2 separate regions of the Homo sapiens genome follow, and region 1 is linked to region 2. Evidence: read pairs that join two places in POLR2A ChIA-PET (ENCODE). Cell type or tissue: endothelial cell of umbilical vein. All regions are shown on one strand. Links, peaks and the distances in the headings refer to the core of each region. The heading gives the core; the rest is flanking DNA.

Region 1 (12,078 bases), core at 2,541-7,540, 290 kb before region 2:
ATCTTGTTTTCAACATAGGAGAAATAAGTACTAGTACAGGAAAAGGGGCACAAGGTGCGAATCCCCTACCCAAAATGCTTGGGACCAGAAGTGTTTTGGATTTTTTCGGATTTTGGAATATTATCTTTTTTTTTTTTTTTTTTTTTTTTTCCAGATTCTGGAATATTATCCTATCTTGGGGATGGGACCCAAGTCTAAACATGAAATTCATTTATGTTTCATATAAACTTTATACACATAATCTAAGATAATTTTATACAATCTTTTTAATAATTTTGTGCATGAAACAAAAGTTTTGACTGTAACTTATCACATGAGACCAGGAGTGGAATTTTCCACTTTGTGGGTCATGTCAGTACTCAAAAGTTTCAGATTTTGAAGCATTTCAAGTTTTGGATTTTCAGATTAGGGATGCTCAACCTGTATTAACTATATTAATGAAACAAGACATTATAACAAAATTTCCACATTAACTGGGAGGCGGGGTAAGGGAATGAATCACAAGTTGATAATAAGCAACAGTAAGAAACAGAGAAAATAAAAATGTAAAATAAATCGGTAAAGAAGGGAAAATCAAATCAATATAAGTGCTATTATCTTAAAAACTATCCAATTAGGTAAAGCATTAAAATACAGAAATCTGCCATTTTCAAGAGACATACACAACAAACATAAGAAATATCAGGTAATTCAAAAAAAGAGGGAACAGGAGAAGCAGTATTAAAATCACACAAGCTAGAGTTTAAAACTAGGAAAAAATTCTGAAGAATATGGATACAGGGAGAAAGCAAATGTGACAAAATGGTTAACAAGTAAATCTAGGAGAAGATAAAGGGGTGTCTACTATTTAAAACAAAATTCAAGGTAGTAATTTCCTACAAATGTATTTATTATTCAAAAATTATTTTTAATAAAGCTTTTTATTAAAAAAAAAAAAGGCCAGTTACCTGGGAATAGGCTCCAGGCATATAAGATAAATTGTGTTTATTCATTTACCTTAGCATGCACTACTGTTTATCAAATGATGACACTACTATTCCCCATCTACTCTAACTATATTTTTGTCTTGGGCCTGAAGAGGTGGCTCATGCCTGTAATCCCGGCACTTTGGGAGGCCGAGGCGAGTGGATCACCTATTATCAGGAGCTCGAGACCAGTCTGGCAAACACGGCGAAACGCTGTCTCTACTAAAAATATAAAAATTAGCCGGGGGTGGTGGTGCATGCCTGTAATCCCAGCTCCTCAGGAGGCTGAGGTGGAAGAATAACTTGAATCCAGGAGGCCGAGGCTGCAGTGAGCTGAGATCCCGCCACTGCACTCCAGCCTGAGTGACAGAGTGAGACTCCGTCTAAAAAAAAAAAAAATTTGTCTTTATGAGAAAAAAAATCCCTCATTACATCGTACCATGCAAAGATTTTGCACCAATATTCTTACCACAAAAACCATTTATGAGAAGTTTATGTGTAGGGTTTGACGATGTTTCAAAGTATATCATCACCGAAATCTCTTCAGCACGGCCCCATTCCCAAAAGCATCCCACAAACAATGGCTCAACCCCTGAAATGCGACTGAGATAACTTTTGTCACCACCGCGAGGGAGTATCCTTTACCATTTCCCAACTATTATTCAAATTAAAATTAAAAAGATTAGGTACCTGTGAACAAGAATTCAAGTCACTTTAAGTTTCTCTTTCTGCATTTTTAAAATGTGGTAATATGTATTCTGCCTATTTCATCTGGCTCTTGTGGAAAATGAGGAAAATCTAAGGAAGGGCCAAAAACAAAAGAAAAATAAGGACAAAGAGAAACTAAATAATCAATACATTTGAGGCTGGGTGCAGTGGCTCACGCCTGTAATCCCAGCACTTTGGGAGGCTGAGGCGGGAGGATCACCTGAGGTCAGGAGTTCAAGAGCAGCCTGGCCAACATGGTGAAACCCTGTCTCTACTAAAAATACAAAAGTTAGCCAGATGTGGTGGTGCACTTCTGTAATCCCAGCTACTTGTGAGGCTGAGGCGGGAGAATCGTCGAACTTGGGAGGCGGTGGTTGCAGTGAGCCAAGATTGCGCCACTGCACTCCATACTGGGCAACAGAGCAAGACTCTGTCTCAAAAATAAAAATAATAAAATAAAATAAAATAAATTTGATATAATGAATTTATAAAACTCTAATATCCTCCAAACAGAAATACTGCCATATCCATGGAATATATGTAAAAGCAGGTCATAAACTTGGCAACAAAGAAAGCCTTAACTAATTTTTTTAATTAGACATTTTATAGACTATATTTTTCTAGTTATAATCCAATCAGGTTGAAAGTATACATCAAAGTAACAAAAACCAACCAAACTTAACCACTTTAAAATTAGGAAACATATTCCTAACCAGATAATAAAACTAAAAATTATCTAAAAAGCTGTATAAAGGAGAAAACTTTGTACCAATATCTATGGAATCCCACTAAACCTGTATTCAAGGGTGAATATATCCTTTAAATGATTTCAATATTAAAGATAAAGAGAACTGAAGAAACATAATACTCATCTCCGAGAAATTTAAAATAAAAAGAATAAGAAAATGTAACAGGGAATTAAATGTTAAACATCATTAAATTAAAAGTCAAAATATAATAGAAAGGATAAGTAAATTCAAAAGATGGTTCTTCTAACAGATCAATAAACTAGACAAAATCAGATTAAGTAAAAATACAAGTGGGAGTACTCCCAAGACTTGGAGTGAGTAAAGAGAACAACCACGAAAGAGAGTATCACAAATTTGTAGCAACAAGTTTGAAAGTAAAAGAAATTAGTAATTCCTTACCAAAATAAAAAGAGAAAATCTGAGAGTAAAAGGGAAATTAGAAATTTACCACTGATGAATTCACAGCAAAGTTTTATCAAACCTTTAAGGAAGAGGTGAATACAACCATATTTGGAATTAACTATTCAATTACTAAGATGACATGTCTTCAGATAAAATGTCAAAACTTTTCTGCCTTCATAAATGAAGTGAAACTCAAGTGTTATTCATGTTTCCTTTAAATGAAATAAAAGGAAATGTGAAATTTGGGAGATACATTTGAAGCAAAATTATTCCATATTAGAAGCAGGTACTAAGATACCTGGTCAGGTTGTGATACAAAAGATACTATCTTTACAGTAATTATACAAAGTATACGTTCCTATGTACCTTAAAGCCAAATAAAATGAAGATGGCAGAACACACATTTTCTGTTATCCATTTGTTTAGAAAATAAATATAAATTCTATATAAGAATGTTCAACCAGCCGGGCACAGTGGTTCATGCCTGTAATCCCAGCACTTTGGGAGGCTGAGGTGGGCAGATCACTTGAGGTCAGGAGTTCAAGACCAGCCTAGCCAACACGGCAAAACCCCATCTCTTCAAAAGATACCAAAATTAGCTGGGCGTGGTGGCATGTGCCTGCAATCCCAGATACTTGGGAGGCTGAGGCACGAGAATTACTTGAACCTGGGAGGTAGAGGTTGTGGTGAGCCAAGATTGTGCCACTGCACTCCAGCCTGGGTGACAGAGTGAGACTCTGTCTCAAAAAGAAAAAAAAAAAAAGTTCACCCAATAATCTGATGAGAATATAGTTTTCCTCTAAGGATGAACTAAAAGAGGAAATTTGCACATGAGAAAATCATTAAGATAATGAAGATGTTAAGAACATTAGATTACTTACAACTGCAAACTCATCTCTGTCAAGCATTCCATCATGGTCAATATCACTCAACTCCCAAACCTTAAAAAGAGAATAATTGAAAAAAGATTAATGTTCTTTCAGTTCATGTTCTACTCGAGGGCAAGAAAAGAAAGTTTATGAGCTAGGAATGGTGGCTCATGCCCATATGGCCTCCCAGCACTTTGAGAGGCCAAGGCAGGAGGATCACTTCAGCCCAGGAGTTTGAGACAGCCTAGGAAACATAACGAGATCCCATCTCTACAAAAGATAAAAATAAAAAATTAGCTGGGCATGGTGGCATCCACCTGTAGGCCAAGCTACTCAGGAGGCTGAGGTAGGAGGATCCCTTAAGCCTAGGAGATCAAGGCTGCAGTGCACTATGATATGCCACTGCACTCCAGCCTGGGCAACGGAGCTAGACACTGTTTCTTAAAAAAAAAAAAAAAAAAAAAAAAAAGTGTACTGTTGAGAGTTAAAAATGGAGATAAGCAAGTGTCTGGTTATAATTGCCTTGAAAGGAGTTTGGGCTTTATTCTAAGTGCAATGGAAAGCTACTAAAAAGTTAGGTTTAAGTAATAAAATAACAACAGTGTATTTATAGTTTAGAAATTTCACACTGATCACACAGGGGAGAAATAATTAGTGGGAAACAATACTAAAAAATGGCATTTAAATAAATATTTATTGAGCATCTAAAATCTATATAACATTGATCCAGTAGTAGTAATAATATGGTGGTATGGTGGTTGTCATCATCATAGCAGCTAGCATTCAAAGAGTATGTAGCAATCATGGTAATAAGCAGGACTTAACATTCATTATCACATTCAATCACTACAATTCTATAAGCTGGGAATTATGTCCCTTTTAAAGATTAGAAAACTGAGACATGGCTTTCTAATGACTTGCCCAAGGTCACACAGCTAAGAAGTGGTGCAGCCAGGATTTGACCCTATGTAATCTGCTGAAGCAGGTAATTAAAGAAAGGGCAGCCGGGTGCTGGTGGCTCACGCTGTAATCTCAACACTTTGGGAGGCTGAAGCAGGTGGATCACCTGAGGTCAGGAGTTCAAGACCAGCCTGAACAACATGGAGAAACCCCATCTCTACTAAAAATATAAAAATCAGCTGGGCGTGGTGGCACACGCCTGTAATCCCAGCCACTCAGGAGACTGAGGCAGGAGAATTGCTTGAACCCGGGAGGCAGAGGTTGTGGTGAGCCAAGATTGCGCCATTGCACTCCAGCCTGGGTAACAAATGCTAAAATCCATCTCAAAAAAAGAAAAAAAAAAAAAGAAAGGGCAAGAGGTTTAAAGAGAGTAGTTAAGATTTGAAATATGAAGAGGATTATGGAGAAATCACTATGGAAACAGCACAAGAGTGACTGGCAGTACGGAGAAGCCCAGCTGAAGCTGGTGATGATAAATTTAAAGTGACAGCAATCTTACTACACCTGCTCAGTAGTCCACATGCACCACAGAGAAGGCAGATAATTTACTTCATGTTTTTTCCATCAGGCAGGAGAGATAGAAAAATAACATGGCAAAGGGGGCTAAGGATAGATATGAAGCTGTAGACCAAAAGACAGGGAATAAAGTTTTACTTTTACAGGAGGAAAAGAATTCATGGCGATGGATATTGGGGATAGTTGCATAATAATGTAAATGTAGTTAATACCACTGAATTGTACACTTAAAATTGGTTAAGATGTTAAATTTCATGATATGCATATTTATCACAGTAAAAAAATTGAAAAAAAGAGGAAAAGTAAAAAAGTCAGATTTTTTTTTTTTTTTTTTTTTTTTTCTAAGACAGTCTTGCTTGTCGCCCAGGCTGGAGTGTAGTGGTGCGATCTCGGCTCACTGCAACCACTGCCTCCTGGGTTCACGCGATTCTTCTGCCTCAGCCTCCTGAGTAGCTGGGACCACAGACTGCGCACCACCACGCCCGGCTAATTTTTGTATTTTTAGTAGAGATGGGGTTTCACCATATTGGCCAGGCTGGTCTCGAACTCCTGACCTCGTGATCCACCCGCCTCAGCCTCCGAAAGTGCTGGGATTATAGGTGTGAGCCACCATGCCCAGCCAAGAAGTCAGATTTAAAGGTCTTAGTAAAACCAGTCAAAGAATTAGTCTTGCTAGTTTCTGGAAAAGAGCTCTATAAAGACAGGAAGTACAAGTTAGAGAGAAGAATTTATGATTTCAGAGATAAAACTATTCCTTACAACAAGACACCATGATACAGCCACAGAGTAAGTGGCAGACATAAAATACTGATGGTCTCTAGAAATTAACTCAAGCAAATAGGAGGTCAAGAGTGTACAGCACAAACTAAAAAAGGACCTACTTAAGGGGCTTACATATGTAATTCATTTCAACCACTCATTTTTACAGGGAATAACCAAATACAGAAATATGCTGGCAATAATTTTATACATTAAGTCAGAAAACAAAAAATCCTATAATGATACAACTTTAAAATAAGATTTGTATATTTTTAACAAAGAGTTATACATGCTCCTGGCATAATAGATATAAAATTAAAATACATAAAAATTACATTTCGGAGTAAATAATATCTTACTCTTCCAAGGATATCCACAGGTAACTTAGAGTTGAGCAACACTGGTTTCACTTTATCACCAGACAGAAATCCATTCACTGGGCTTAAACTATCAAATATTGCATCATATTTGGCCTTATCTTCAGGCTACAATAAAAAACAAAATCACAAGTTAAATAATAAGAGAAAAGGATTTAACTGCAGTTATAAAAATCAAGTCCTTAAAGAATAGACTACATATGTTTTTAAACTATCATTTAAAAAACATTTTTCACTTTCATCAAAATATAATATTCATTGTAAAGATACGCAAGAAAAAAATACATAGGAAATAATAATTTCAAAGTGACTTTACCCAAGAGTCTGGTGTTGCCCATTCTTTTTGTAGCTGGAACACCATCTTTATTTTCCAACTATTGGGTTAGAATCAAAATATTTCAGAGGTAGAAGGGCTTTGAAGAACATCTAGTCCAACCCTCTCACTTAAATAGACCCAGAGCAAAAAAGTAACTTTTATAAGAACACACAGCTAATTAGTGACATTCCATGACTCTCTAAAGATGGTATGAGGTGCAGTTCAAATAAATAAAATTTTTTTTTTTTTTTGAGACGGAGTCTTGCACTGTCGCCCAGGCTGGAGTGCAGTGGCACAATCTCAGCTCACTGTAGCCTCCACCTCCCGGGTTCAAGCGATTCTCCTGCCTCAGCCTCCCGAGTAGCTGGGATTATAGGCGCCTGCCACCACACCCAGCTAATTTTCTTGTACTTTTAGTAGACACGGGGTTTCACTATGTTGGCCAGGCTGGTCTCGAACTCCTGACCTCATGATCTGCCCGCCTCACCCTCCCAAAGTGCTGGGATTACAGGCATGAGCCACAAATAAATTTTTAAAAATAAAATAATTACTAAAGGAATAAACATCAAGATTTCTCCATTTTTCCCAAAGCAATATTTCTTTTTCTTGTCAATAACAAGATATCTCCTAAATTTTTAAAAGTTATTAGTGTAACATGAAAAACTATTGTTCATTATTTGCCCAGTCAAGGCCATATTCCCACACTTTTAAAACTTAGTGCCCAGTCCACAGCATACAAAGACATACAAATAAAAATGGTTTTCAAAAAAACTGTACACATTTATCAAAGCTCATTTGATCTGCTATAGTCTAAGCATTTTTAAATTACAAGTTTTATAGTACGATATGATGTGGCTCTGAAAAACTATAATGCAAAATACCTATTTCTAAAAAGATTTCATAAAGAATTGTTTGTTTTAGAGTCATCTAGAAAATACATAGTTAACCAGAATTTTCAAGTAAGAGATAACACCAGTGGGGTAAACTATCTTTTAATCAAATATTTTAGTTAATACAAGATTATGACATCACCATTTTTCTTTACATTATAACAGATATACAAGTAGACCGATACTGTCACAAAACAACTGACAGAGCCGAAAGATCCCTCAGAAACACCAGTAACAGCTTCTCCCCTACCTTTCCCTAAACATGTATGAAAGTCTAATGAAGATAGCAATATATTTCAGAGGTAGAGAGAGAGTAGATAGGAAGCAATGAAGGGGTGAGAGAATAGTTACAAAGTTTACTTACTTTTACAGCCCATGGGAGCTCAGCTGCAGAGGTTCCACTGATTAGCAAAGGACTACTGGTATCATGCTATAGAAGAAAGTAAAGCACAACAAGAGTTGAAATTCTCACATCAAGAAGCAATGAAGAAAAAATGGTTTTTGGATTTAAATATGTTCACACAAAATGCTGGATCTCAATGCACACAGGACACTATTTTACATTTACTAGACCATCTAAATAACAATGAAACAAAGTGATTATAATACCATATTTTTACTGTACCTTTTCTGGTTTTTGTTTTATTTTGTTTTTGAGATGGAGTCTTGCTCTGTCGCCCAGGCTGGAGTGCAGTGGCATGATTTCGGCTCACTGCAACCTCCATCTCCTGGGTTCAAGCGATTCTCCTGCCTCAGCCTCCGAGTAGCTGGGATTACAGGAATGCACCACCACACCCAGCTAATTTTTGTATTTTTAGTTGAGATGGGATTTCACCATGTTAAGCAATGCATGACTGTAATGCACGTAGGCAACAAATCCCTAAATTAACCTTCTGACTACATGCCTAAACATAAAAGTGCAGAAATTCTCTAAACTTAAGAAATTAAATTATTAGTATGCAGACCAAAAACTTCTAAAATGTTGAGTTTAAAAACAAGCAACTAGTTACTGGGGAGGATCACTTGAGCCCAGTTCAAGGTGACAGTGAGCTATGATCGCAGCACTGTATTCCAACCTGGGAAACAGAATGAGGCCATCTCTTAAAATTTAAAAAAACAAAAAACAAGAGGAGCCATAAAATATCTGGGGAAAAAAAGGAGTGAGGTGGGGAGGACTAGCATACTAGATTTAAAAAACATGTCACCAAATATGATAATTAAAACAATGTAACATCAGCATATGGTATGGATAAATAGATCAATAGGTAAGAACAAAAAAAATCGAGTAAGCAATCAAAATACATATGAGAATTTAGCACACAACTGAGATGGCATTTCAAAGGGAATGAAGAGACAGGAAGTGAAGGATGGATTATTTAATAAACTGTATTGACTATACTTTCTGTAGGGTAGCCATCTTGAAAAAATATAAAGTTGAATCTAGGCTAGGTGTGGTGGCTCACGTCTGTAATCCCAGAACTTTGGGAGGTCAAGGTGGGCAGATCACCTGAGGTCAGGAGTTCGAGACCAGCCTGGCCAACATGGTGAAAAACCATCTCTACCACCAAAAAAAAAATTTAGCCGGGTGTGGTGGTGGGTGCCTGTAATCCCAGCTACTCAGGAGGCTAAGGCAGGAGAATCACTTGAACCTAGGGGGTGGAGGTTGCAGAGAGCTGAGATTGCACCACTACACTCCAGCCTGGTTGACAAGAGCGAAACTCCCTCTCAAAAAAAAATAAATAAATAAATAAAAATAAAATCTGTACTCACATCCTAGATCAATACTAACTTAAATGTAAAAAATTAAAAAAAATTTAACCTGACAATTTATTTACACAAAAGACAATAATAAGCCAGGCTCAGTAGTACATGCCAATTGTCCCAGCTATTTGGGAGGCTAAGGCAGAAGTATCACTTGTGCCCAGGAATTCAAGGCTAGCCTTGGCAACATAGCAAGATTCTGTCTCTTCAAAAAAAATAAGACAAATGACAAAATAGGAAAAAAAGACTTGCAACTCATACAGACAAAGAGTTAATGTCCTAATAATTAAAGAGGCCCTAGAATTCAATAAGTAAAAGAGCAACAACCAAGAAAAATGGGCAAAAGCTATAAACAGACATTCACATAAAGGCAATGTAAACATAAGAAAAGCTTATAAGAAAGCTATTCTTATTAGCACAAGAAAAGCTATTCAACCTCACTCCATAAAACCAAAAGGATAAATTTAAAATTACATACTGTCACCTATCAAACCGCAAAGATCTAAAAGTTTAACCAAAGTATGCTAGCCAAAGTGTACAGAAACAGGCACTCAAACAATTGCTGGAGGGAGGGTGAACTAGTACAACCACTATGGAAAGCAAGTTGACAAAATACATAGAAATTACAAAGGCAAAAACTTTTGAACAGCATTTCTACTTTTGGAAATTAACACATATAAATACATTCCTGCACATGCAAAATAACATATGTCCAAGTTTATTATTCATTGCAGCATTTTTTTAATAATGAAAGATTCAAAATAAACTAAAAGCCTATCAATAGAAAGTTAATTATCATAAACATAAGCAAAGAAATACTACACAGCTATAAAAAACAAAGTGGAAGCTTCTATGTAATGATATATAAATACCTCTAAAACTTAATAAGCTACTTATAAAAGGTATAGAATTATGTGCATAGCAGGAGTCCCCAATCCCTGGGCCACAAACTGGTACCCATCCATGGCCTGTTAGGAACTGAGCTGTATAGCAGGAGGTGAGCAGCTGGCAGGCAAGCATTATGGCCTGAGCTCCAACTTTTGCCAGATCAGCGGTGGCATTAGATTCTCATGGGAGCACGAACCCTATCATGAACTGCGCATGTGAGGGATCTAGGTTGCATGCTACTTATAAGAATCTAATGCCTGATGATGTGGAACAGTTTCGTTCTGAAACCATCCATCCCTCCCAGGTCCATGGAAAAATTGTCTTCCATGAAACCGGTCCCTGGTGCCAAAAAGGTTGGGGACCGTTAATATATAGCATGCTACAATTAAAGTAAAATAAGAAAATAAGTATTTATATATATATATTTTTTTAAGACAGGGTCTTAAACCATCAACCAAGCTGGAGAGCAACGGTGTGATCACGGCTCATTGCAGCCTTGAGCTCCCAGGCTCAAATGATCCTCCCATCTCAGCCTCCCAAGTAGCTGGGACCAGACGTGCACACCAACACACTCGGCTAAATTTTAGATTTTTTTGTAGAGATGGGGGTCTCGCTTTGTTTCCCAGCCAGTCTTGAACTCCTGGGTTCAAATGATCCTCCCACTTCTGCCTCCCAAAGTGTTGGGATTACAGGCGTGAGCAACCTCACCCAGCCTATAGTTTCTCACATATACATATATAATCACTCTGGAAGGATACACAAGAAATTAACTAAAAACAGCAGGAGCCAGTAGGGGGAAAAAAGCCAAGTAGCTGAGTGAAAGGGCCAAAGGGAGAATTCCTTTTAATATATTACTTTTAATTTTCAAATAACGTGGTGTCACTTTTTAAAAATTAAATACAATTTAAATCTAAAAGCATTTCTTACAAATCTTGGTGGAGGAACAGCCAGGTTCAAACTACTTAGTGAAACTTCCAATCCATTCTGGGCACATGCCACAAGACGCAAAGCAACAAAGAATTCCTAAGAAAGAAAAGTATGAATGTTAAGAGCATTCTCCCTCTACCAACTTACCTACCTGCACAAATACTTACAATCTAAAAATATAAAACAATTCATAATTACTACAGAGGTCTTATGTAGCAACAAGTAGCATATTTGCTTCAAAAATATCTTGCAGAAAAATCCTATGTAGAAAGATGTTCCTAGTATTTATGAATCGCTAATAATAACATAAATGGGAAAATACATACAGATAGTGGAAATCATACAGAATACTCATGTTTAAAATAATACTTAGGGCCAGGCACAGTGGCTCACACCTGTAAGCTCAACATTTTGGGAGGCCGAGACGGGCAGATCACTTGAGGTCAGGAGTATGAGACCAACCTGGCCAACACGGAGAAACCCCGTCTCTCTACTAAAAACACAAAAATTAGCCAGGTGTGGTGGCGTGCACCTGTAGTCCCAACTACTCAGGAGGCTGAGGCAGCAGAATCACTTGAACATGGAAGGCAGAGGTTGCAGTGAGCCGAGATCGGGCTACTGCGCTCTAGCCTGGGTGACAGAGCGAGACTGTCTCAAAAAAACAGACAAACCAAAAAAAAACAAATAATATTTAATGATATTAAGAGATGTATTTTATCATTTAAATGAGAAAAAAAGAATTAGAGAAAAATCCCAAAAGAAAATAATACCTAAAATGTTATGAAAAGTCATCTCTGGATTGTGAGATTATAAATTTTGAAACTGGAACAGTAATTCAAATGACTTAATGACTGCAATTCCAGAAAAACTACAGAAAATAACTGTGCAACATCAAAAAAAATTATGTAACGGTTTAACTTCAAAATAATTATAAATCTCTCCCAAAAGTCCTTGGATTTTTAGCAGTTGAAGTCTTAGTCCAAAACTTAAT
Region 2 (12,078 bases), core at 3,880-8,879:
TAACCTTTTAAAATATTTACTAAAAACAATGTATTTAGCTGATTTTAACTGGGTCTTGATAGTTAATTATTGATAATCATGTTACATTGCTGTGTGAAACAAAACCAAAAAACAAGCCAAACAGTCCTGATTTTTCTGTGGCACAGTAACATGGAAATAAGTTGCTCATTTCTTTCATAGTACAGTACTCTAATATCTATGAAATATGATGTACTTATCCATTTCTATGTCTTTTGTCACCAAACTGTATATTTTAAATGTCTCTAACAGGAACTTCTTTGGGTTATCTTTAAAAATGAAGAAGTTTAAACACAGTTTTATAAATATATCTGGATTTTGTATACATTGTTTATTAAGATTTTTTTTTTCAACTTTTGTTTTTGTACATGTCATCTCATTGGGAAGGGGCTTTGTAATACTCATTGTCAAACAGTTTCTTGATATGTATGTAAAATAGACATTTATCGCCTTTGAATTTGAAAAAGAAAACAAATTATGAGATAAGTTGATTTTTCCCATGGTCTTAATAGGACTTAGATTTTTAATAAAATTCTATTTTTTCTTTGGTTCCAAATTTTTGAATTTTAGTTTGGGAAGAGCAACAAAAGTACTATAATAGTAGTAATTGATAGTGTCATTAGTTGTTGTCTTTAGTAGAGGTAGTAGCTGCTGTACTAATAATAGGAGGAGGAGGATGCCCGTATTTGGCTGGCAAGAAAACCCAGATTTGGACAGCCACAATATTGTGTTAGTGAATGCACTAGAATTAGAAACCAGATTTGCCAGCCCATTACTGTTTCCATAATACCATACCATCTTAATTTGATGTTTTGAGATAATGGTTGTAAAAGTGCTTTAATGATAAAGTATACAAAGATCAGGTGTTGCTGTAATATAAAATAAACTTTGGCTTCAGTTTACTAAAATGAGAATGTGAAAATAATCAGCATGCTTTGGGCGAAGGCAGGGAGGAGATGACAAGTGAAAGTCAAGTGTGAGATGGGTATGTTGATCAAGTATATTTTACCCATTTAGTGCAGAATTTTGTGGTTGGGTTGGGATTTTTACAGTAGCAGTTCCTAACCCTCAGTCCCCTGCTTAACAGTATGATGACTGGGCATGAAAATGTGGCAGTCAGAGAAGATTAAGAACTCAAAAGTTTCTTTTGGCTAAAGTTAAAACATAAGAATCCCATGCTCTTGGAGCTTAAACTCTTTACGTATGCAAAAAGTAGGACATGCAAATGCTGCACTTTTAGACCGAGAAATAAGTAGGCCTTCTAAATAAATAAACATCTATACCACGTCTAAGTGTAGTGTTCATGCCAAGGGTGAAAGTGAGTAGGAAACTTGATTAGGACAGGTGTTGTTACTTTCACTTAGAGAGGGGCCACCTCTTAGAAGAGGAGAAAATTTAGAGGTTCTTTCTTTAGTAGGGGAGGAGGGAGGAAAACTTCAGAGATCATGGGGTGGGTTGAGGAATGGGAGAACTAAACAGTGAGAATATGAAGTTAACATTAAGGGAAGGGAGGAATGAACTGAATGAAAAAGGGGAAAATAGAAGTAACCTAGGTGGGTTTTGTTTATGTTCCTTTGTTAAATTACTGTTGTTCTAGTGGTGACTGGGAGCCAATTACAGGGTTTGGGGGAGATAAGAAAGTGATTCTGGAGAGAAGAGTAAATCCAATTTGAGCAGCAGCATGTGTAACTGCTGAGAAGGGAAGCAGTGCTCCAAGTTAATGAGGAAGATTGATGTACCACTGTTTAAATAGACCTAACTGTTAAATAGACCTATTATTTGTGTCAAAATAGAACTGTATTTTAAAAATTGAAATGTCTTCATGTATGAAGGGAAAAGTATTTTTTGTACTATTAAACTTTGCTTGGGTTCTGGTAGATTTATTGCAAATTCTCTTTCTCTAGGGTTTGGATTCAGGATTTGTTCCTAGTGTCCAAGATTTTGATAAGAAACTTACAGAAGCTGATGCTTACCTACAAATCTTGATTGAACAATTAAAGGTATGGCATTAGTTTGTATATTAAATTTATATAAATAGAAAATGTTACTGAGCTTGATTTTTGAGTAAAAACAGTTACTTGATGTTAATTTACAGCCCTCATGTGGTTCTTCAGCAGTTTTTAAAGCAGACTTAAAAGATCTAGCTGACTTATTCAAAGGTCTTTATCTCTAATTATATTGGTAAATAGCATATTTACATAATGCTTTTTTGGTCATTAAGAAAAAAAAGGTAAATATGTAGGCATAATTAGAAAAAAATAAGGCAAGATTTGGTTCATATTCTGTTTAAAATTTCCATGAAACTGTGTTTTAGTGGCTCAATTTCTTTTTTTGTTTGTTTGTTTTTTGAGACAGAGTCTCACTCTGTCACCCAGGCTGGAGTGCAGTGGCACGATCTCAGCTCACTGCAACCTCCGCCTCCCGGGTTCAAGCAATTGTTCTTCTGCCTCAGCCTCCTAAGTAGCTGGGATTACAGAGGTGCCCGTATTTTTAGTAGAGACGGGGTTTCGCCATATTGGCCAGGCTGGTCTCGAACTCCTGACCTTGTGATCCGCCTGCCTCGGCCTCCCAAAATGCTGGGATTACAGGTGTGAGTCACCGTGCCCTGCCTAGTGGCTCAATTTCTAACACTTTTTTAATTTGAGGGAGATGGAATATGGGGAGGTGATTTCTCTACCTCTTTTATCATTACTGAAATGAATTGTCTCCTTCAGTTCCTACTTAAAATTAATTAAAAGCAGAGGTGCTGGGAAAAGGACTGTTGATAAACTTGGAAAACAAAGCAGAAAAAAAACTTCAAGTTTGAATTCATAGTTTAATTTTTTAAAAGTCATCTGTTTTCTTTTGCTTATAATTCTTCCAGAGTGATTGATCTTGACCAGTTAAAATGATTTCATACAATAGAATTTGACTTTGATTGAGTGCTCGAAAAAAAATACATGTTGTCTTGAAAATAACATATAAATCATCCCTGGACAAAATGTGTTTAAGAACAAATGTTTGTTTTTCTGTGTTTAGTGAATGTACATCGTATAGTAAAGTGGCTTGATACTATAACCATTTTTTAAAATCTTGTAGCTTTTTGATGACAAGCTTCAAAACTGCAAAGAAGATGAACAGAGAAAGGTAACTTCCATAACCGTGCTTTTGACGTTAAAAATTTTAAATTCAGCCTTTTGGAGAACACTAAGTATCTTAGTGTGTTTTTACTTACTATAATAATATTATTGACCTAGTGTAATATTACTGCCATATGGACCTCAAGGGTACTTTTCTGATAAATTTCTGTTATGGTTTCATAATTAAACAAAAGGATAATATACAGAGTTGTGGAGTTTTTTTGGTTTTGTTTTGTTTTGAGATAGTCTTGCTCTGTTGCCCAGGCTGGAGTGCATTGGCACGATCTCAGCTCACTGCAACCTCCACCCTCTGGGTTAAAATGATTCTCCTGTCTCAGCCTCCCAAGTAGCTGGGATTACAGGCATGTGCCACACCTGGCCAATTTTTGTATTTTTAGTAGAGACAGGGTTTCACCATGTTGGCCAGGCTGGTTTCGAACTCCTGACCTCAGGTGATCCACCCACCTTGACCTCCCAAAGTGCTGGGATTACAGGTGTGAGCCACCACACCCAGCCCAGAGTTTTAATATAATACCTTTTCTGTATCATATTCCTAGGAGTAAGTTATTTCCTTTTCATGTATCATATGTTGAAGGTAGAAAGTTGGTTACATATGGTCACTTCAGATACCAATAAACCAACCAGCAAGAATGTTCAGAATAAATAAAAAGCCATATATGAAGAAACAAATCAAATACTGCTTTAATTATGGTTCTGCTATTGTCCCCCACTTGCATTTCTGACAGCTACTTTGTAGTTTGCATATTGTCTTTTTTCTAATTAACATTTTTCCTCTCCTTGGCTTTTTTTTTTTTTTTTTTTTTTTTGCTCTTCTGTTGACTGTATAGCCTTGCGTTTGGCTCTTTTATACCTGTTAATAGTAACTCATGTTATAACTCACCTTTCATTTTTAGTTTTGGGATTTAGTCCCATGTCGTTTTAAAACAACTTAGGAAAGATAAATGTGATTTTAAAATAAGTGAAATTCGTAGAAAAGCCAAAACTTGCTTTCAGGTAAGGAATAAGAATTTTTTGTTGTTGTTTTTTGTTTTGTTTTGAGATGGAATCTTGCTCTGTCGCCCAGGCTGGAGTGCAGTGGCGTGATCTCGGCTCACTGCAAGCTCTGCCTCCCAGGTTCACGCCATTCTCCTGCCTCAGCCTCCCAAGTAGGTGGGACTACAGGTGCCTGCCACCACGCCCAGCTAATTTTTTGTATTTTTAGTAGAGGTGGGGTTTCACCATGTTAGCCAGGATGGTCTCGATCTCCTGACCTCATGATCCGCCCACCTCGGCCTCCCAAAGTGCTGGGATTACCGGCTCAAGCCACCGTGCCCAGCCAGGAATAAGAATGTTTTATATTATTCTTACAAACCTTAAATTGAATCACGTGAATTTTATTAAAGAGAACATATAATTCATAAAAGTCTGGAATTTTTATACAAATAATTGATTTAGATAAAAAACAAAATACAACAAAAAGTACTCCCTTCCCAACTTGCTTGTACTCACTTAGAATGAGTACATTTTGGTAAAATTCTTTAAATGACTAGCCAGTAAAAAATAACCGTCCTTCTTTGTGCTTCTGATTATTTCTGTTTAAACTTATTATTTTTCACAGAAAATTGAAACTCTCAAAGAGACAACAAATGTAAGTTATATGTTTGATACATTCTGACTTTGCATTAGAAAATGTTTTAAAAAGTTATTTCTATTTTAAGCTGCCACTATTGATGACAGCAATTGAGATGTTAGTTTTTATGAATATTATACAGGGGTGCTTAAGCATTGTATTTTTTTTTAAAGGAATTTAAAATAATACTAATAGAATAAGCCCCTTAATCGAAATTGACTTCATGTACCATTTACCTGTTTCTGGTCTCGTTTGAAATCTTGATAAAAGGTGTCTTCCACGCACAGTGGATATGTTATTTCATATTTTAAAAAAAATAATTAATTTCTTTGATTCTTAAGGCAGGGTCTTACTATGTTGTCCAGGTCTCAACTCCTGGGCTCAAGCGATCCTCCTGCCTCAGCCTTCAAAAGTGGTGGGATTGGCCGGGCGCGGTGGCTCACACCTGTAATCCCAGCACTTTGGGAGGCCGAGGTGGGCGGATCACCTGAGGTTGGGAGTTCCAGACCAGACTGACCAACATGGATAAACCCCATCTCTACTAAAAATACAAAATTATCCAGGCGTGGTGGCTTATGCCTGTAATCCTAGCTACTCTGGAGGCTGAGACAGGAGAATCGCTTGAACTGGGGAGGCAGAAGTTGCAGTGAGTTGAGATCGTGCCATTGCACTCCAGCCTGGGCAACAAGAGCGAAACTGTGTCTCAAAAAAAAAAAAAGTGATGGGATTATAGGCATGAGCCACTGCAGCTGGCTTCTTTCTTATTAAAATATATTATAATTCAAGTTTTCTGATATAGTGGACTTCTGACATTATATAATGGGCTACTTATGAGATGTGTACCTTGCTCAAAATTTTAAAACAGGTAAAATAATAATTTGATTCACCAGTGTTTTGACAGGATCCTTTATTCTCCATACTTCCATCAAAGTCTTTTTATTTTTTTTTAAGAAACAGGGTCTTGCTGTGTCATCCAGGCTGGAGTACAATGGTGCAGTCATAGCTCACTGCAGCTTCGAACTCCTGGGCTCAGACAATCCTCCTGCTTCAGCCATTTGAGTAGCTAGGGCTATAGGCACACGCTACCACACACAGCTAATTTTTATTTTAATTTTTTATAGAGATGGGATTCTGCTATGTTGCCTAGGCTGGTCTCCTAGCCTCAAGCGATCCTCCTTCCTTGGCCTACCAAAGCAGTGGGATTACAGGTGTGAATCACCATACCCAGCCTATCAGTGTCTTAGGTAGATTTCTTAGGGTTGCTTGCTGTTGATGTAAGAATTCGTAAGTTAATCAGATTCGTATGTCTTTCTGTTTGAAGTGTTGAAAAACCATTTAGAGCCAAGCACGGTGGCATGTGCATGTAGTGCCAGCTACTCGGGAGGCTGAGACGGGGATCGCTTGAGCCTCTGAGTTTGAGGCTGCAGTGTGCTATAATTGTGCCTGTGAATAGCCACTGCAATCCAGCGTGATCAGCATAGTGAGACCTTGTCTCTTAAAAAAAAAAAAAAAGAAAAAAAAATTAGATATTATTTAGTATAAATTAACAATTTGTGGCATTCGTTAAAATTCATAGAACTGCTAATGAATAACTTCATTTGGCATTATCAGCATACTAGAACCCACTAGATCCAAAGAGGATATTTCTTGTGTAGTATAGACTTAAACTCTATACATCTGAACTGATTTTTATATTTTAAGCTTTAACATTATATATCCATTTATTTGAGCCAAGATCCTAAAATCAGTGTTTTGTTTTTATAGAGCATGGTAGAATCAATTAAACACTGCATTGTGTTGCTGCAGATTGCCAAAGTAAGTAAATTTTACTTTCAATTACCTTTGTGTATGGAGTTCAAAAATTATAATGGCGTTTTTCTTTAATAGCAAAAAAACTCAGATCTGAAACATAGTACCTTTCTACATTAAACTGTATTGTGAGCTTATTCTATGGAACAACTGTTGTGTTTGGCTATTATCTTAGCTACTGTTTCTGGTAATGTCATTTCTGGTAGCTGGGAAGGAGGGGAGCATGTTTGAATGACTCATCCCTTCCTTCCATTTTATCCATTATCACTGCTTAGAACAGGGACATATTTTACAAAACCTTCCACAAAAAAAGTTTTTCTTAGAAAATAGAGAAGTAAGTTCTGACAGTTATTGTCCATAATGAAGAATATAATAGAGATATATTTTTTAAATTTTTACGGATTTTTTTCTGGTAGTGAACTACGTTAGTGGATTTTAATTATTCTTCCTTATTCATGAAACAAAATATATTTTGAATTATTGTGGGTTAAAAATTTCATATATGTTGTCTCTTTTTCTGAAAAATTTTGGTGTATTCAACCTAAATATATATTTTATTGCCTGAGAGTTTCTGAAATAAGAATATTATTGTTTGAGAATAGGAATTTTTAAAACTATTTCTACCTCACTACACCCCTTTATTTCCAGCAAGTGGCTAGCAAGGGGTGGGTGACCAGCTCCACAGCCCAGTTGAGAAATGTTGTTTGAATGAGTTTATAATTACTCATCTCTTTTACTTCTTCAGTTGCATATGTTTGTTTGCCAAATCATAGAGACTTTTAACCTACTGTTGTTAATGACACAATAGCATAGGACAGTCCATTTGCATTTGGATAGTAAGGATATTTAGCTTATAAATTAAATGGGGCAATGTCATTTTCTTTTGAGGCCTGATTTAAAATATATTTTTTATTTTTTGAGACAGTCTCGCTCTGTTGCCCAGGCTGGAGTGCAGTGGCACAATCTCAGCTCACTGCAACCTCTGCCTCCTGGGTGCAACTGATTCTCGTGCCTCAGCCTCCTGAGTAGCGAGGTTACAGGCATGCACCACCACGCCTGGCTAATTCTTATATTTTTAGTAGAGATGGGGGTTTCACCATGTTACCCAGGCTGGTCTGAACTCCTGGCCTCCCAAAGTGCTGGGATTACAGGCGTGAGCTACCAAACCCAGCCCAATGTATTATACTTAAAGTGTCAGAACTTAGGGCTTATGTTCTGTTTCTAGATGTTAGTGATATCTAGATTTCCTATGTATGTGTCTAAATTTTTCATTTCCTGTTGTAGATCATAGTATATTCCAAAGCCAAGCAGAAGGAAAGATAGGATTGGAGGCACAAAAGAGATAAAGTTTTTATTTTAGTTTTTCTTGGCTCTGGAATTACATAGGTGAGTAGAAGCACCTATAGTTATCCAAAAGCTTACCTACAGATAACCAGTAAACCACACCATGCCCTGTTTGAGTGACTAGGTATTTTAGGGAATACATACTGCCTTCTATTGAAGATTGGGGAAGCAGAGGAGCTGATACAGTGTTTAAGCCAGTTTGGGTGATCTCTGAAAATCATTCAGGACTTTAGATAGTTGTACAGTAGGTCAGCCTAGCCTATTTCAGTAGCTCACTGTTTAGCCACTCATCGAGAACATTTTTAGTGTAATTTGTACTTGCTACCTGTCTGTGTTAGCCCAGCTTAATAAAACTACGTTTTAGGGTTCTTCGCAATGGATAACTTGGATCACGTAAATGAAATTTGGCCTTTTATTTATTCCAGAAGGAAGTTTTATTGTTGTTAAGTCTTCTTATGTACAAATACAATCCTCAATTATATTTGTACTGTATATGGACTCTGTATCTTTAAACTTAATTTAAATGTAAATGAGACCGTGTCACTTGCCTGCTCAAATACCCCTGATGTTTTCCATCTCATTTGGAATGAAATAGAAACTACTTACGTTCACTGCCCTCTTACCTGTCTCCTACCCTTGCTTGGTCACACCATTCCAGTAACATTGGCTCATTTCTTTTTCTCAGGCAAGACAAGCTTCCCCCCTCCACCCCCGCCCCCGGCTTTAGGGATTTTTACTTGCTGTTCCCTCCACGTGGAGGGCATTTACCACAGATTGCCACTAGGCTCACTCTCTCACTTTATTCATATTTCTGCCACAAGGAACATCTTTGGAAAGACTTTTCCTGACTCCTGTATCTAAAATAGCCTATACCTCCCACTGGTTTCTTTTTCTTCGTGGCCTCGTATCACTAGTCAAGTTTACACGATATATTTGTTTGTTTATCTCTTTATTGACTGTCTACCCTAGAGTACAATCTTGGTGAGGAATTTGCTCGTCTTACCACTTGTATTAGTCTGCATGGGCTGCCATAACAAAATACCATAGACTGGGTGGCTTAAAGAACAGAAGTTTATTTTCTCACCGTTCTGGAAGCCAGAAGTCCAAGATCAACATTCTGGCCTGTTCAGTTTCTGATGAGGGTCCTTCTCTTGGCCTGTAGATAGCCATGTCTTCACATAGTCTTTCCTTGGTGAGTATGCACAGAGAGAGGGAGCGTGCACGTGTGAGATAGCAAGCTGTTTGGTTTCTCTTCTTACAAGGACACTAATCTTATTGAATCAGGGCCCCACCCTTATGATCCCATTTAACCTTAGTTACTTCTGTAGAGGTCTCATCTCCAAATATAGCCACCTTTGGGGTTAGGGCTTCAACACAGGAATTTGGGGAGGGACACAAACATTCAGTCCATAACCCCATTGTATCCTCAGTGCCTACAGTTGCTTACCATATAGGAGGTGCCTGATAAATAACTGAATTACTGAGTGATTTTTCTAATGCATTACTTTTAATGGTTGCATGGTTTAGTATTTTCACTATATGTATGATTTTTTTTACTTAGCCACCTCTCTGATGTGCTGTGATGACCATCCCTATAAACTAATCTTTAGGTAAATTTAATCAGTTAATCTATGATTAAGATAAAAGATTTTAAAATAATAACAACAGTCAACTTTGCATAGTCTTAAAGAGCGTGGATTATGGCCCCCAGACTGAGTTTGAATCCAAGCCCCACCACTGGAGCAAGTTTATTTATCCTTTCTGTGCTTTGGTTTATATTCCATATACAAGAGGGATAATAGTAATGTCTGTCTCTTACTGATGCTGTGAGACTAAATGATTATTTGTGATGCTCTTGGTAGCTGGCATGTAATAAGCTCTAAATAAGTGTTTATTAAATTTAAAAAAAGAAGGATGCAAATTTTAAAGTGACAGTAACACATCTGGTAAAAGTTGGAGAACTTCCATTGAGTACTGATGGAAATATAAATTGTTATAGCCACTTTGGCAGACTCTTATTCACTGGCAGGTTAATAAAATACCAGAATCAACTACTTTGAGGGAGATAATGCCATTTGAGACCCCACAGTGATATGAGAAGATAGCTAATTTGATACCTTTCTTGTTTGGGGCTGATTAGTATCAGCTTCTTAGAGGCGGCATGCTGTAAGTAAAAATTTTAATTTTAAGCTCCTTCCAGTTTTGATTCTTTGATTTGAATTCCTATTCCCAGTAGATTCTCTCCTGCCTAAATGATTAGTGTATTGGTTCCTAAACTTTACTGCATATTGGAGTCATTTGGAAATCAGTTCTGATTCCTGGCTCCCATCCCTAGACATTGTGTTATAATTCTGTTGTGTGGGGTATCACCTGGGTATTGGGATTATTTTAAACCCCCTGGGTGGTTTTAATGTGCAACAAAGTTTTGAGACCACCTGGTTAGTGGAATTTTCAAGTGGGCTTTGTTATCTCAGAAGACATCCCTCCCCTTACCCTTGGTGGAGACAGCTGATGTTCTTCTCCTGGGAGACTGCAGTGGAGCTGGGGAGTAAGGGGAGAGAAGGGGAGTAGGGCAGGACAGAGTGAAGATAAGCTAGGAGGCCCCTGCAGGTGGAGACTTAACCAGTATCACAGTCAGGTGATGTGACCACATACCACAACTCAGAATGCCTGTCAGAATGGCATGTGCCAGGGGGTTGACTGTGATTTACTAGAACACTATTTTTGCATTGTTTAATTATCACTGAAATTGGGAAAAAGGCTATGCTAGACATGCTTTGGTTTTGAGGTATAGTTGCTACAAACTTAAACTCTGGTTGATTTTCACCAGTTAAATCATGCGGTAAAACAGTATTTCAATACAATTAAAATCAGGCACTTTAAATGGTCATTCTTACAGGCAAAGATAGAGACTATTAACATTTTTCAAGGTAGACACAGATCAATTTGATTTATGTAGTTTTTATAGTCTTGCATAAAATAGATGCAAATAAATACTGTTGATTACTTAGAATTTGAGGCTTTAATTTTGTCAGTTCCTGTTGATTATCCTAAGTCTAGACCAGTGCTATACAATAAAAATATGAGAGCTATAAATGTATTTTAAAATTTTCTTATAACATTTCGAAAGGTAAAAAGAAACAAGTGAGATTAATTTTAATAATGTATGTTAGTAACCCAGTGTACCAAAAATATTATTTCAACATGTAATCAGTATAAAAATTTACTAATGAGATAGTTCATATTCTCCCTCTCTCTTCTTTCTTACTCTCTCTCTCATTTTTTAAGAGATAGTGTCTTGCTCTGTCACTCAGACTGGAGTGCAGTGTCACAATCATAAATAACTCACTGCAACGTCAAACTCCTGGGTTCAAGCAATCCTCCTGCCTCAGCCACCTGAGTAGCTGGGACTACAGGTACTCACCACTGTGCCTGACTAATTTTTAAATTTTTTGTAGAGACAGGGTCTTGCTTTGTTGCTTAGACTGGTCTCAAACTCTTGGCTTCAAGTGATTCTCCGTCCTCGGCCTTCCAAAATGCTGGCATTACAGGCATGACTCTTTCTCTTTTTGCACCAAGTCTTCAAAGTCATGGATGTTCTTTAAGCCACCCAGTCTATGGTATTTTGTTATGGCAGCCCAAGCAGATTAATACAAGTGGTAAGATGAGCAAAGTCCTCACCAAGATTGTACTCTAGGGTAGACGGCCAATAAAGAGATAAATAAACAAATGGTTTATTTCAATGGTTTTTGTTATATTTACAAAATTGTACAGCCATCACCATAATCTAATTTTAGCATACTTCTATCACCGCAAAAAGAAACCCTATACCTATTAAGCAAATATTTTCTATATAGATTTTCTATATAGATGGTCCCTGACTTAATAATGGTTTTACTTAGGATTCTTTGACTTCATGATGGCAGAAAAGTAATATGCGTTCAATAGAAACTGTACTTTGAATTTTGAGTTTTGGTTTTTTCCCAGGCTACTGGTAATGCTATATGATCTTCTCTCACTATACTGGGCAGTGGCAGCAAGCCACAGCTGCCAGTTCGCCACGCGATCACAAGGGTAGCCAGCTGAAACTCTGCACTGTGTACTGTGTTGCGAGATGGTTTTTGCCCAACTGTAGGCTAATGTAAGTGTTCTACAACA

What was found. ChIA-PET counts read pairs that join two places held together with the same protein. Peaks named below come from ENCODE experiments on the same cell type or tissue, not always from the same donor. Only the 100,000 strongest peaks of a DNase experiment are listed, where the experiment ranks them.
Region 1: POLR2A ChIA-PET joins it to region 2 with 7 read pairs; 2 of 35 experiments call an interaction of 5 or more read pairs at or near these places.

What each region holds. Positions count from the first base shown.
Region 1 is chr1:51,457,386-51,469,463 of GRCh38, forward strand. It overlaps EPS15 (epidermal growth factor receptor pathway substrate 15), which reads right to left. Exons shown (of 25, transcript NM_001981.3): 5 at 11,088-11,183; 6 at 7,876-7,941; 7 at 6,288-6,413; 8 at 3,706-3,765. Among named protein-coding and RNA genes, the nearest start is that of EPS15-AS1, 55 kb to the right of the region's middle. In endothelial cell of umbilical vein, for the core only: no CTCF peak of the experiment used is centred there; no DNase peak of the experiment used is centred there.
Region 2 is chr1:51,743,614-51,755,691 of GRCh38, forward strand. It overlaps OSBPL9 (oxysterol binding protein like 9), which reads left to right. Exons shown (of 24, transcript NM_024586.6): 5 at 1,923-2,018; 6 at 3,097-3,144; 7 at 4,756-4,785; 8 at 6,532-6,582. Among named protein-coding and RNA genes, the nearest start is that of MIR761, 87 kb to the right of the region's middle. In endothelial cell of umbilical vein, for the core only: no CTCF peak of the experiment used is centred there; a DNase peak (open chromatin) is centred at 6,788; H3K27ac peaks cover 1,521 bases.